Linked DNA regions of Homo sapiens: region 1 is linked to region 2. Evidence: chromatin loops called from intact Hi-C (ENCODE). Cell type or tissue: Caco-2. All regions are shown on one strand.

Region 1 (8,000 bases), 390 kb after region 2:
TAATGAGGAAAATACATTAAATATTTCATTATAAATGAGTTAATATTTTTTCTATAGTTCTATCCTAAATAAGAAATGTTTTACTATTATCATAAAGTTTTATTCTTAACAGTTAAATTGACTTTCTATCTTTATTCATGTTTATTTAAAAAACAGATTTTGTGAGAGATATTTTACACCTATGGGTCTATCTTTGATTGAATCATGACTTTTTATATCTACCTTTTTTCTTGATACACTTTCTACAAAAACACTACTCTTAAAATATTTGTCACTTTACAATCTCTATGTAATTATCTAGATTTATCCATGAGGGCTGCTCTTAGATGTCTTAATTAATTATTTCCTTAAAAAATAATTCGTTACTTGCTACATGTCAGCCCTTTGCAAGGTATTGAAATAAAAGAGACATGACTCATTATAAAAGACATTACAGTTTAATGCCTTTTAAACAACACTTTAAAGACATTAACGTGTAACATTAATGTAACACCTACCCTACCAATGGTAGTAGGGTAGATGTTACTTTTTGCAACAGAGGCTGCAATTTTTCAACAGAACAAACTACACAAAATATTAAAGGTGCCAGTAAATATTTTATATATATATATCTATACTCACATATGTATATATTATATACATACATATTATATTATATATGTATTTATCTGTGTGTGTGTGAGTGTGTGTGTGTGCATGTGTTAGTTGGGTTGCAAAATGTGGATCAGCATAGCCTTTATGGAGAGTTGAAATTAGACAGATTCCCGGACAATAATAAGGTATCATTTAGATGGATGATAGGTGAAAATTCATTGTAGGTAAATAAACCAAGGGGAGCAAAGGCAGTGTGGTATTAAAGGGTCGTTCATATTTAATACAATGGAGAAGTGAGTGAATTATTTACGATAGACAATGCGCAGATAAGTGCTTGGCAGGAGCTGCATTTAAAGGACCACCAATGGACAGACCCTCTGCAAACCATATAGGATCCCGTTGACTCTAACATATCTTTTCAAATTTTGTCAGGTAGACTGATGTGCTAGTTTTAAAGCAATTGGTTCCCAGCTCCAACACCATGCTTCTGTAACCTGCTTTGGTAAACTGACACAGGGAATCTGCAAACCACATTGTTTCTTTTCATGCTGAATTTATGTAAGTATACGCCAACAGTAAGTAGCAGACTGAGACTGTAAGACTGGAAAAGGAAGACGGGATTTACACTTCCAATGTACTTCCTGTAGGTTCCTTGTAGGCTTCCTCATTCTGTGGGCAGCTGCCCAGCAATGTTTGTTCAGCTTGGCAGCACTCCATCATTTTAACAGTTGCTGAATCAAGTCTTCAGTTTTTCCAGCGTTTGCACAACCAGTGTCACGGTGCCCCACCTCAAATGTATCTGGACCACCCAGAAGGTATCACAACTCAGAGGTCTCAATGTCAGCTACATGGGGATGAGATGGGATTGAGGGGCTTCTTCTCAGCTGAGAGACACTAGTATAAACCAGCATCACCTCTGGGCCAGAGGTCTTAATTTTAGCTTCCGTGGCCCCTTCTAGAAGTTTCTAAATTTGAATTATTGTAACCACTTCCATTTATTCCCTCAGAACAAGGGTCAGTAGTTGTATCTTGCAGTTGATACTTCCATGGTATCTTAGAGTTCTCTTTGTACCTTTAAAATATCTAGATAATAACCTTATAAATAGTTAACAATTTTTTATATTAAATTTTATTTTTCTAGTTTGAAAAGACTACTATGGTTTCTGTTTCTGACTTGTGCTGACTCGAATAACCAATGTTTCTCAAAAGTAGGAAATTGTACTTTTAAAATACTTGTTGAATGTAAAGCTCGCAAAGCTCTTTCTTGGAGATTTTAATTCTATACTTCTGGGTCTTTAAATATGTGTATTTTTAAGAGAAAACCATATGATTCTGATGATTAATCAACTTTTGGAAGTGCTCCTATAAACCCACAGGGAGCCATTTAAGCACTTTTTAAGTGAATAATTTTAGAAAGATATTTTAACAATCCATGACTATGTGAATTAATTTTGTTGGAGAAAGGCTAGAAGCATGGTATCCAGTTAGAAGATGTCATGTGAGAAATTTAAGTTGAATCACAGAATTTGGGTTTAGTGATTGGAGGAGCCATTCCCAAATATTAGACTTAAGGATTAAGATAATAGTTACACCAGCACTCTGGGAGGCCGAGGCGTGAGGATCATGAGGTCAAGAGATCGAGACCATCCTGGCCAACATGGTGAAACCCCATCTCTACAAAAAGTACAAAAATTAGCTGGGCGTGGTGGCGGGCACCTGTAGTCCCAGCTACGCAGGAGGCTGAGGCAGAAGAATCGCTTGAACCTGGGAGACGGAGATTACAGTGAGCCAAGATCATGCCACTACACTCCAGCCTGGCAACAGAGAGAGACTCTGTCTCAAAAAAAGAAAAATAGTTACAAACGAATTATTAGTAGTTCCATCAGTGTTTTGGGAAAATAATCTTCATATGTAGATGATAATATTTTCTTCATAGTCTCTCCACATAAATGACTGTGTTCTCATTAATGACAGATATCAGAGACTCTGCCTTTTGCTTTCCTAAAGATAAATACGTCTATATAGTAAACATTAAATACATATTCGCTGGATTAAAGAAAAAGGCTGTAAGGAAAAAAAATCCATATACCTCCACACACGTGCGCATACACACATATATATGCATATATAATTTTGTTTTAATGAATTGTCTCATATTTATAATTTGAATCTTTTAAACTAAATGTGAAATGTAAAAGTTTTATTATGCATCTATTAAATAATTCATGCATCATTGATTTTGTCTAGCCACGGACAGATTATATAATCAAAATTAGCAAAGATTCTACTTAAATAAAGCACATGTTCATAATATTCTACCTGAGATCTAATTAGATTGTAAATATAATTCTAGCAGGTACTCATTCTGAGTTTTTGTGGGCTTCCACAAACTTACCATCTGAGCCTACCCATTAAAATTTTTCTTTAACTTAACTGTGTTAACATCATTCCTAATTTATTCTCTTGAGCCAAAAGAGTCCCCTACTGCTTGTCTGTTTTAGTGTTTAATTGCTTCACAGACTCCCAGATTGAATTCTGTAGCAATTTGCTCTCCTGGTAAAACAGTGAGTTTTTCAGCATGATTTAAACAAAAGTGGAAATCATGACATGAAGAGAACTCTATGTTAGTAAGTCAGAAAGCAAGGGTTTCTGAAATTCTCTATCCTTTCACTTGATTGGACAGTAATGGCGAATTATTTAATATAATAGATTTTTTCAACATGTTTAGTATTATTTCAAGAAAGATGTTAAGTCTCTACATTTAAGCCACACCCAGTTCAGCATTTCTAAGACTGTACTTAAAGGCCTTCCTAAGATAGAGGTAACCACCTTGCGTTGTAAAAATAATTCCATCAGTGTTATAAAATTATTTGTAATGATTTCAACCTACTCCTCTTTTAATAGCTTTTTCTAAAATACAAACAAACTAACAAAGATGCATTCCACTATGGTCAACTTCTATAAGTATCTATGGAGTACTGTAAGATCTAAGTTTTGAGTATCTGTATGTCAGCAAATTAAATAACTAATTGATAAATGATCTTTCAAAATAAAATGGCACAAATTTTGTATATAATATAAAGTCTCTGAATTTTAAGGGCCATCAAATAACAATTTTACATTGGGATGATGCTCAATTGAAAACAGTAGTGCCACAGTCAACATTCTAAATTGCTGCATATTCTGAGTCAGTATCCAACCTTAATAGGACAGTGACATTCTAAATTGATACCTTATAATTACAACTAATTAGAAGTAAAATTAATTTTACTAGCCTAAAGTCATAGTTGCCAATCAAGGTTTCAAGAGTAACTGCTAACATTGAGATGGACTGTCATAATCTCTGCAAGTCAAGGTCTGCCATCTGCTGTACCAAGAGCAAACTAACTTGAAATTTGATTAAAATGAAGTGAGTCTCACTGAAAGATTTTACATTAAACCTTCCCACATAAAAATACAAATGCAATTTTAATCAGTAAAACTCCCCATGGAAAGTATATGTGGACTAAATTTGTAAATATTGTACAGATAATTTTATAAACAAATACCTAATCATTAAACTCTTGCCCTTTCTAGTTCAATTTATTTTACTTCAGATTATAGGTTTTTATGATATTTCAGAAACTTTAGGAACTCTTACTTTCATAAAAAATTAGATTGATTTGTGGGCCTATTAGTGCTCTATTAACTAGAAAGTACTATGATGGTGAACATGTTTTATATCTGCACTGTCATCTACCATATGTGGCTGATAAGAACTTGGAATATGGCTAGTGTGATGGGAAAAAGTAAAAGTTTAATTTAATCTAATTTTAAGCAATTTAAGTTTAAAAAAATCTCACGTGGATCATAGACACTGTCTATAGGACAGCACAGCCATTTAGCATTGTTGAACCTATAGCGTTGTTGGATGTATAGCATTGTTGGTTGAGTCTGTATTATTCTTTTGTTCTTCAGAAGCTACTAGAGAATATAGAATTGTTATTTCTCTTTTTTTTTTTCTTCGTTACAGGGTCTCACACTGTCACCCATGTTGAAGTGCGGTGGCAAAATCACAGCTCACTGCAGCCTCCATCTCCTGGACTTAAGGAATCTTCTCTCCTGAGTAGCTGGGACTACAGGTGTTTGCTATCATGTCTAGTCACTTTGTTTTTCAATTTTTTGTAGAGATGGGGTGTCTCTTTGTTGCCCAGGCTGGTCTTGAACTCTTGGGCTCAAATACTCATCCTGCCTTGGTCTCCCAAAGTGGCAGGAATACAAACATAAGCCAATGAGTCTGCCTATAAATGTTTTTTTCTACTAAATTACATACAGTAACATTTTGTGGTTTCTTTCATAGTGACTTCCAAAGTTTTATGAATGAAGATGTTTCTTTTAGTTAAAAAAAGAAGAAAATAAAGAAAGGAAGAGGCAAGGAAGGAAGGAAAAAGGAAGGAAGGAAGGTAGGAAGGAAGGAAAGAATGTGGAATAAAGCACACAAAATGAAGTATTTAGCTAAATCAAAAACTATTTTTAAAAGACTGTGTCTGTTATTCTACCTGATTAAAAAATACACATAATACATTTGTTGGTTCACTTTTATTATTCAATGCAAAATCTTTTAAACTGGCTGTTTGTGGTTTAAATACATTTCCCAAATTTCACGTATTGGAAACCTAATTTCCAAATTCATATGTTGATTGGAGGTGGAGCCTTTTGGATGTAATTAGCATTAGATAAGGTCATAAGGCTGGGGCCTCCATGATGGGACTAGCAACATTATTAAAAGAGAAAGAGATTTGAGCTGACATGCATGTGTTTTCTCTCTTGCCATGAAAAGATCTTCACCAGATGCTGGTGCCGTGGTTTTGGATTTTCCAGTCTCCAGAACTGTAAAACATAAATTTATTAGTTTTAATAAATTACTCAGTTTATGGTATTTTATCATAGCAACAGAAAAAAATACACTTTTTTAAATGAGAACATGAAAATAATTTGTTGAAAATTGGTAGATCAATAATTAAGTATGTTATCTAAGAGAAAATGGAACAAAGGTTTAAAGTATGTGTGTGTGTGTTTGCATTTTCTGACCCTATTTTTGAGACTTCTTTTATTCTAATTGTGTAGAATTTATGTGTGACATTTGTATTTCAAAATTTCTATGAAGCAAATTGGACATCTAACAGTGTTTGAAAATAACTATTTTAATACTTTGCCAAAATAGGCATTCCAATTCTGCTAAATTTGCAAAATGACTTATATTTAGAATCTATTTTGCCTTTAACTTTACCAAGAAAATAGTACTAGCCATATAAGAAACAGTAAGATTATAGCCTCTGTATTTTAATATGTTTTTAGAATATTATCTTCTTATTTACTACTATTAATTTGTGAAAGAAAGAACTTCTGTACATTTGGAAGAAGAATTAACACAAGTCTTTGGTGCCTCATACTTTAGGTTAATCTTAAAAGGTCATGCCAAGTCCTTCTTATGGTTATTTTAGGTTAAAAAATTGCAAACTTTCAAATAGGTATAAACAAAAGACAATGAGTGGAAATGTCCATGAACTCATTTTATTCAGAGATGCAAATTTATCAGCCATATCCTCCATTATCTCTGTTTCTGTGTTAGTCTCAGTCTTTCCTATTGAAAATAACCTTTTTACTTCGACATATTTTACTTTATTAAAAAAGGCAGCCCTTGACCCTGAGTTCGAACACATAGCAATCTCAAAAGATAATTGTAATTGACATACTGTATTATCATGTGTGTTCATATGATCTCTAAGCATGATCTGACTAGGTGTTCTTACTCTTTTCTTTAGCTATGAAATACACATTCTTTGGCCAAAACTGAGAAAGTCTCACTATAATGTTCTCTTACACTGTATATTTATGTAGTTGTTTTCTTATTACTTTCTGTTTTTCTTACTTTATTATTATAAACTTCATATGTAGAACCACATTTTTTATATCTAGTGTATAATAATCAAAAGGCCAGGAAGCAATAAATATTTATTGAATAAGAAATAATGAATAACTGTCTCTCAAGGAATTCAATGAAGAATTTCAATAGATCCCAAGAGCAAAATGTCACTAATGTTAATCAAGACATGTTTATCAATTCTGCTTACCTTTAAAGAAAAATATAATAATAAGGAATATTGTCTTTGGTTTAATGACTAAGCACTAGTGTTATTGCAGAAGTGATTTGTTATTTATTAATATATAAATTTAGAGTGATAACTAGGAATAGGGAACTATTATAATTTTTGTATGATAACTATAAAGAAGCATACTTGGGTGTAACTACTTTTATCAGATACCAGGACTTCTATTTAATCTAGTTTACTCAACAGAAATAGTGATCAAACTTAATACTACTTTACAATAATAATCATTTTGTCAAATAATATATAAAAACTTATTGTTCCATATGTTATTGAATCCCTAATCAAGAATAAAATTGCTTGATGTCTTAAAGCAAAAAGGGAGCTCAAATAAGGTTGATAAATAGGCACTGATACCAAGTAAATCTGGATATCAGAGGCAGATAAGGATATTTTTCCTAATCTGGCCAAAATTTCACTGGGCAAAAAGGACTGGAAAACTCTATTCCTTACCAGCATGGGAGGTAGATTCAAATGCAAACTATGCATATTTGGGAAGCACACAGCAAATACACTCATATAAAAAGTAGATCAACCAGTCACAGTGGTTTACACCTGTAATCTCAGCACTTTCGGAGGCCGAGGCGGGTGGATCACTTGAGGTCAGGAGTTCGAGACCAGCCTGGCCAACATGGTGAAACCCTGTCTCCAATAAAAATACAAAAAAATTAACTTGGTGTGGTGGTGTGCGCCTGTAGCCTCAGCTACTCCAGAGGCTGAGGCAGGAGAATCGCTTGACCCTGAGAGGCAGAGGTTGCAGAGCCGAGATCATGCCACTGCACTCCAGCCTGGGCAACAGAGCGAGACTGTCTCAAAAAAAAAATCATAACTGCTTAAAAAGTAGAGCCTTTATAACAGGCAAACCCCAGAAGAGATGTATATACTTTCACAAGACACAAATTCTGGAGAATATTAGCTCTTAAAAAGTTCATTAAAAAATACACTGGTATGAGAAAGTGTCAACAAAGAAATAAGATGGACCATTTAAAGTGCAATGACTATAAAAAATAGAGCATTCTGAAAAACTTAAATATATTTATGTTTTAAGTGTTAACATAGGGAATGCTGGCACTGTCTAGGATAGAATGTTCCTAATTATAGTAGCTTACCCATTGAAGGCTGAAATAAAACATGCAAGGATGTGTGTGTTTGTGTGTGTGTGTGTATGTGTGTAAAGGCTTTAGAAAGCTGATGAGACCTGAGGTACTCAATCTCCAAGAGAAGAAAACTGAGCACCCTGAGGACAGTTAGGGAACA
Region 2 (8,000 bases):
GTCAGTTCCTCAAAGCAGAAGGGAGAGTGATATAATCTGTAACTACAAACCCTCCCAAACAATAACTAGGAAGCTAAAATATATTAAAATATAACATTGAGGCTGAAAACCAAATATTGAGAGCTAGGTGGTATTTTTTGCCTTCTTTATATATTTGTATTTTTAATTTGCTTTATTCTTATAAACTATCTTTAAATATAATTCTTCAAATTTCCTAAAGGAGAAGAAAACAAACTGCTGTGCTATTTCCATGGTACACTGAGGATTATGTTTGCAGGGTCTTTGTCCTGTGCCCTCCCATCTATGCATCACAAATAAGCATGCATGCATTGGTGCCCATATGTTTACTTGGCTCAGCACTCTCCCATTTATACTTTATGTACAATCTCTCCCAACTCTCAGCTTTTATGTACTATACTTTCATGCCTGAAAATGCTCTTCCCAGTTCTTTCTTGAGTTAGCTTCTGAGCAGCCACCAGGACTCAGCTCTATGCCACATTTTCCAAGATGGTTACAGGTCTCTGTAACCGCATTTCATCCCATAAAACTCTGAATATTCATCTGTCAAAATATTTATTTTACTCTAGGAAAATCACCAGTTTACTTCTCTATACCTAGGATAACAGCCTATATCTCTTGAAGACAAGATAATATCTAATTTTTGCTATATCTTAATTGCCTGGAGCATAATAAGTTTTCACAAACCAGTCTGAATTCAATGAATTATGGAAAGATATTCTTAAATAAGCAGCTAATATTAAGCAGTGAACTTTATGTTGCCAGTACTTTTAACTTCATTTGCCCAATTTCATCTCTTTGTTTCAAACCGTACCATCTCATCCCCCTTCATGGAGTAAGAAATCCTTGTATGATGTAAAATTCCATTAAATTCATACCAATCATTTTTTTCCTGAGGGCTGTTCCCATTCACCTTTTCTTATTTGGTCTTTAAAACTAACCAGTCATATATACAGTTTATACTAAATCCTAAAATTAGTAACCAAAAATGCATTCCTCTGATAACTAAGAATTTATCTAAGCACAACATACCTATAATTTTATGGGAATTTAGTATATTATAGAATACATGACTTGGCATGCACCTATATTCTGAGTTTATACCATACACTTATCCTGAGTGCTAGATATTGTAAAAAATAAAAATAATTGGTATTCATTGTAAAAAATCATATTTTCTATATAAATGCTAATATACCCATCACAACACTTTGTAAGTGAAAATCCAATGTAACAATTGTATGTGTCTTCAGTATGAATACAGGGAAGTATTATTTTCTGGACAAAATCCAGACTGAGCAAAACAAATTACACTTTTTCACATGTTATTCACCAAATGTGATCTTTAAAAACTTTTTCCAGTAAGAAATTTTCCATCAGAATGCATTAAAAAATATATATCCCTAGGTGCATAGCCAATAGAAAGACCTATACTAGGTAAAACATACATGCATTTTAACGAGAGTACATTAGACTAACTTGGGCATTTTTCTGTGTCATTTAATTCAATCATCAAAGGACATCCTTGTAACTCACTGAAAAACTTAGGTAGAGATTAACATTTTCACCTTTTTGAATGAATATCTGTGTGACATGAATCACATACTATGTTAGGAGATTGAAGGAGAATAAAGTGATGCTGTTGAAATACTTTACACATCTAATGACAAGTCAATCTTATTTGCGCTCATTAGATTAGTATACTGTGCATCTTATAATGGAAAGAATAATAAAAATTATCCCAAATTGAGCTTCTCATTGTTCATGCCAATAACAAAGTTTAATCTCTTTTCATGTTCTAGGAAATTAGGCTTATAATCTTTCCCTTATAATTCTCTGATGTTATGGGACAGTGGTGTCCAGTAGAAAGAAACTTTAAGAACACTTATTTCTATTTTTTATTCCATCATTTTAGATAATATTTAGGGTGATTTAAAATTCACAACATTGATTGATTTATTACCCCGCCTTCATAGGAACAATAGTCATACTTGGAGATGTTTTTACCTTGCAGATTTCTGAATAAAACAAAGAGACTTAACAGTTAGCCCTCTGTATCTGTGGATTCACCAACCACAAATAGAAAATATTGTGTTCACCAAAATAAAAACAAAAATAAAATACAAAAATTAAAAATAATACACATACAAAAAATTGTATAATAACTATGTAGCATTTACATTGTATTCGGTATTATAAACAACGTAGAGATGATTTAAAGTATATGGAGGGATGTGTTTAGAGTATATGAAAACAGTGCATCATTTTTCATGTGAGATTTGAACATCTACAGATTTTGGTTTCTGTAGGCATCCTAGAACCGTACCTCCATGGATACCGAGTGAAAACTGTAGTTCAAGGCACTTTGAATAATATGTTTTAAACATGAGTATATTATTAAACATAAGAAATACGAATAAAAATTCATCTTAAATATAAGAAATATTATTTAAAAATATTATAGCATTCAAGAGGCTTCTAATAATAGTAAATTTCAATGCTGTTTTTACGCTCTGCCATGATATGCCTAGACGAGAATATCTCCTTAAGAATCAAGGCCGGATCAAGAACTTTTTTAAAAACAGCCTCGATTTTAACTTATAACCATGATGTTATTTCAGTAAGAAGCTAAAATGTGCGCTTATTTACTATTACGGAAAAGAGGTCACGATCCAGACCTGCAGATAAGGTTCCTGGGTTTCCTGAAAGAAAGAATTCTAGGCAATTCCATAGAGTACCTTGAGAGTAAGTTTCTTAAGAAATGGAGGAATGAGGCCGGGCGCGGTGGCTCACGCCTGTAATCCCAGCACTTTGGGAGGCCGAGGCGGGTGGATCACGAGGTCAGGAGATTGAGACCATCCTGGCTAACACGGTGAAACCCTGTCTCTATTAAAAATACAAAAAATAAGCCGGGCGAGGTGGCGGGCGCCTGTAGTCCCAGCTACTTGGAAGGCTGAGGCAGGAGAATGGCGTGAACCCGGGAGGCCGAGCTTGCAGTGAGCCGAGATCGCGCCACTGCACTCCGGCCTGGGGAACACAGCGAGCCTCCTTCTCAAATACAAAAAAAAAAAAAGAAATGGAGGAATGAAAGAATGGCTTCTTCATAGATAGAGCAGCCCCGAGGGCTGCTGGTTGCCCATTTTTATGGTTATTTCTTGCTTATACGTTAAACAAGGGGTGAATTATTCATGCCTCCCCTTTTTAGATCACGTAGGGTAACTTACTGACATTTGTAAACTGTAAACTCACTGGCGGGAGTGCAGCAGTGAGGACACCAGAGGTCACTCTCGTCACCATGTTGGTTTTGGTGGGTTTTAGCTGTCTTCTTTACTGCAAGCTGTTACATCAGCAAGGTCTTTATGATCTGTATCTTGTGCCGACTTCCTATCTCATTCTGTGACTAAGAACGCCTTAACTTACTGGAAACGCAGCTCAGTAGGTTTCAGGCTCATTTTACTCAGCCTCTATTCAAGAGGGAGTTGTTCTGGTTCAAAAGCTTCTGACAATACCCCTGAGAATTTTGTGTCTGTTGTTATTTTAATATGACCTAATTTAAACAGAATGATATAAAAATGATTATATATTTCCATAAAATAAACAAATCTACATTATCATTTCTGTAAGTTAACTTTGTTTGTTTGTTTGTTTGTTTGTTTTTGAGATGGAGTCTCCCTCTGTCGCCCAGGCTGGGATGCAGTGGGTCTATCTCAGCTCACTGCAACCTCGGTCTCCCAGGTTCAAGCAGTTCTCCTTCCTCAGCCTCCTGAGTAACTGGAACTACAGGTTGTGGGGACATGCCCATCTAATTTTTGTATTTTCAGTAGAGATGGTGTTTTGCCATGTTGGCCAGGCTTGTGTAGAACTCCTGACCTCAAGTGATACGCCTGCCTTGGCCTCCCAAAGTGCTGGGATTACAGGCATGAGCCAGGTTAACTCTCATATGTGCAGCATATGGATAAAATAGTAAAGATTTTTTATATTATTTCATATCTATTTAGAATTTAGTGGAGCATTTTAACTGGCAATTATGACAGAATCATTTTTAGATTTTTCAGCAATCACTCTGCTTTGCCAAAATGAGTGGGAGAGGACAAAAGTGTAAGTAATAAAATCTGTTGAGAAATCAATCCCTTGGGTTATGAACAGGGCTTGGCTCTGTTGATGGTAGAGTGCGTATGAGAGAAATGAACAACGTAGAAGTATATTTTAGAAATAGAATGGAAAAGAATTGCTGTTGCATTATGTAAGTTTCCTTCTGTCAATTTTTTTCTAAAATAGAGTTCTCATATCTAAAGATTGAACGCCCTGACAGTGTATATATAGTTTTGCTTCATTTCATATTCTTGAACTGATATTCACTGCAAACAGAAATTCGACGTCAGAATGTATTTTTTGAATGAAACAAGATTATATCTATTCGTGTGGAATACTGGTTAATACTAATATGTATATGGGTTCCTAAGACTTTGACTCATGTTGCTTAATATGTCATCTCTTACTAGCATAATTCCTGCCAGCCATTACTTAAACAGTGATGGACGTCTTAGTTAACTTGAGTTTCCAAGACCTGTCTTCACAATTGAGTTTGTCCACCTTCTGTGCAAATTTTTCTAGCCAGAATTTTGCGTTGTTTTAATTAGCAAAACATAAGTACTTTGGGGACAGGGGCAGCAAAATTAGAGGACAACAATTATTTCGAGATGCTTGAATGCTTATTAATATGCAAAATTTTTGTTGTAAGACTGAAAATGATTTAGAACATATATTCTTGAAATTATTGGAGTTTATGTGTTCCATTTCTTATTGAAGGTAGTTAATAGATTGAAACTTTCAGACATGATGTTTTACATCTCATGAAAGAGTTGATATGGCATTGTCTCCAAACCAAATGCTGATTTCAATAGACATGAACTTCTTAAATACATCTCTTAAAACATCAAAGGCAAACTGAAGTGGTGTGTATTCAACGTTTCAGGTTCAAATTGGCCCTTATTGATACATTTAATTTTTTCATGTATTTTGCTAACAGTTTGTGTTTGCTGTTTTTAGCACCATATTTTCTTAAATAGAATCACTTTGCTATTGTAGCATTATTTTATCACTAAAATATTTAAATCACTGGACATATTGTTTTAATAATTATTGCAATGGCATTCCTTTCAAAAAAGAAGGAAGGTTTAAAATTATCTGATTGACAAATAATTTTCCATGATACATTTTCCCCAGTTAGGAGCAGAAATGAAATCCCTCTTAATCAAAAAGATGTTTTTCCCAAATGGCTGAATTGTTTTTCTAAATATTTTAATAGATGCATGAAAATACAGGCATACCTCACTTTATTGGGCTTCATTTTATTCTACTTTGCAAATATCGTGGTTTTTTACAAGGTGACTATTTGTGGCAACCCTGCACCAAGCAAATCTATCTATGTCAGTTTTCTAACAGTATGTTTGGCATGTGTCTTTGTGTGACATTTGGTAATTCTAGCTATATTTCCATTTTTTATTATTTACTTTATCTGTTATGGTGATCTGTGATAAGTGATCTTTGATATAATCATTGCACTGTTTTGGGGTCCATGGACTATACTCATATCAGATGACAAACAATTGGTAAATGTTGTGTGTTCTTACTGCTTCATCCACCAGTCCTTCCTACATCTCACTTACTTTCCTTGGGCCTCCTTTTTCCCTGAGATATGACAAAATTAAAATTAGTCCAGTTAATAAGTCTGCAATGGTCTCTAGATGCTCAAGCAAAAGAAACACTTTTCATGCCTCTTACTTTAAATAAAAATTTAGAAATGTTTAAGCTTACTGAGGAGGGCCTGTAGAAAGAGGAGATAGGCTGAAAGCTTAGCTGTGAATGCAAAAAAAATAAAGTTCTTGAAGAAATGGAAAAGTGCTACTCCAGTGAACACATGAATAATAAGAAAATGAAAGTGTTATTTTGGATATGAAAAAAGTTTGAGTGGTCTGGAAAGATTAAATCAGCCACAATACTCCCTTAAAGTAAAGCCTAATCCAGAGCAAGTTCCTAACTTACCTCAATTCTATGAAGGCTGAGAGAGGTAAGAAAGCCACAGGAGTAAAGAAAGCTAGCAGAACTTGGTTCATGAGGTTTAAGGAAAGAAGCCGTCTCCATAACATAAAAATGGAAGGTGAAGCAGCAAGCACTGTTATAGAAGCTGGAGAGAGTTATCCAGAAGATACAGGTAGGATAACTGATAAAGGTGGCTGCACTAAACAACAGATTTCCAATATAGATAAAATAGTCTTATGTCGAAAGAAGATACCATCCAGGACTTCTATAACTAGAGAGAAAAAGTCAATAGAGGATGATGCAGCTGGTGACTTTAAGTTGAAGGCAATGGTCATTTACTATTCCAAAAATTGTAAGACCCTTAAGATTGATGTTAAATCCACTCTTCTTGTGCTCTACAAATTGAACACTAAAGCCTGGAGAAAATCACGTCTCTTTACAGCATGGTTTACTGACTATTTTAAGCCCACTATTGAGACTTACTGCTCAGAAAAGAAGATTCCTTTAAGGTACTGCTGCTCACCAACAATGCATCTAGTCACCCAAGAGCTCTGATGAAGATGTACAAAGAGATTTATGTTGTTTTCATGCCTGCTAAGACAAAATCCATTCTGCAGTCCATAGATAAAGGATTAATTTCAAGTTTTACATCTTATTATTTAAGAAATACGTTTCAAAATGTTATAGCTCCCCCAGAAAGTGATAGTTCTGATTAATCTGGGCAAAGTAAATTAAAAACCTTCTGAAAAGAATTCACGATTCAGGATGCCATTTAGAGCATTCATTCTTCATGGGAGAATATAAAAATATCAGAAGTAGTAGTAGTGAGGAAGAAGTTGCTTCTAACCCTCATGGCTAACTTTGAGAGGTTTGAAACTTTAATGGAGGAAGCAACTGCAGAAATGGTGGAAACAGCAAGAGAACTAGAATTAGAAGTGGAGCCTGAAGATGGAACTGAATTCCTGCAATCTCATGGTAAAACCTTAATAGATGTGGACTTGCTTCTTATAAATGAAAAAAAAAATAGAGTGGTTTCTTGAGATGGAAATTACTGCTGGTGAATTTCTTGTAAGCACTTTTGAAACAACAACAAAAGATTAAGAATATTGTATAAACTTAGTTAATAAAGCAGCAATAGGATTTGACAGAATTGACTTCAATTTTGGAAGAAGTTCCACTGTGGGTAAAATACCAAAGATCACTGCATGCCACAGAGCAATCATTTGTGAAAGGAAGAGTTAATCAATGCAACAAGCTTCACTGTTGCCTTAATTTAAGTTGTCACAGCTATCCCATCCTTCATTTTTGCCATCCTGATAAGTCAGCAGCCATCAATGTCAAGGCAAGACCCTCCACTGCAAAAAGAAGTGAAGACTCAAATAATTGTTAGCATTTTTAATCAATATTTTTAGTTCAGGTACGTACATTGCCTTTTTAGACATAATGCTATTGCACACTTTCTAGATTACAGTAGCACAAGGAGACTAAATGTTCTTTGTGACTCACTTCACTGACACATTTACTTTATTGTAGTAGTCTGGAACCAAACCCCCTATATCTCCAAGGTATGCTTGTATGCAGGATGAGGAGAAAAGTGAAGGTCATCCTGAAAATTCTAAGGGTCCTTTTTGCCCTGATTTGTATTCTTCTCACTATAAATGCATATTAAAATAAATTATTTCATGTTCTTTTCATTTTCCTCCTCTTTCTTCTTCCTTTTCTATGTTAATGTTATTTTTACAATAATAACTCAAAATTTGATTTGCTCTTCCAAATTATACAAATGTGTTTAAATTGTCGCATTTTTAAAAATGGAAGTTTCTGCCAAAATTTACAATCTTTAACAAAAATATATATGATTATACGTTTATTAATAAAACATTATGGAAGGCCTAACATGAGATAGGAATTATGAAGATCAGTTATCACCCAAATCTGGA

Evidence for each region. Peaks named below come from ENCODE experiments on the same cell type or tissue, not always from the same donor. Only the 100,000 strongest peaks of a DNase experiment are listed, where the experiment ranks them.
Region 1: a loop joins it to region 2, with 27 times the contacts of the local background. A loop is called at or near these places in 19 of 110 quality-filtered maps.

The regions. Positions count from the first base shown.
Region 1 is chr5:23,738,948-23,746,947 of GRCh38, forward strand. It overlaps LOC124901158 (a long non-coding RNA gene), which reads right to left. Exons shown (of 2, transcript XR_007059096.1): 1 at 7,942-8,000; 2 at 5,158-5,463. Among named protein-coding and RNA genes, the nearest start is that of LINC02899, 210 kb to the right of the region's middle. In Caco-2, no CTCF peak of the experiment used is centred here; no DNase peak of the experiment used is centred here.
Region 2 is chr5:23,349,316-23,357,315 of GRCh38, forward strand. No RefSeq gene overlaps it. Among named protein-coding and RNA genes, the nearest start is that of PRDM9, 150 kb to the right of the region's middle. In Caco-2, no CTCF peak of the experiment used is centred here; a DNase peak (open chromatin) is centred at 3,316.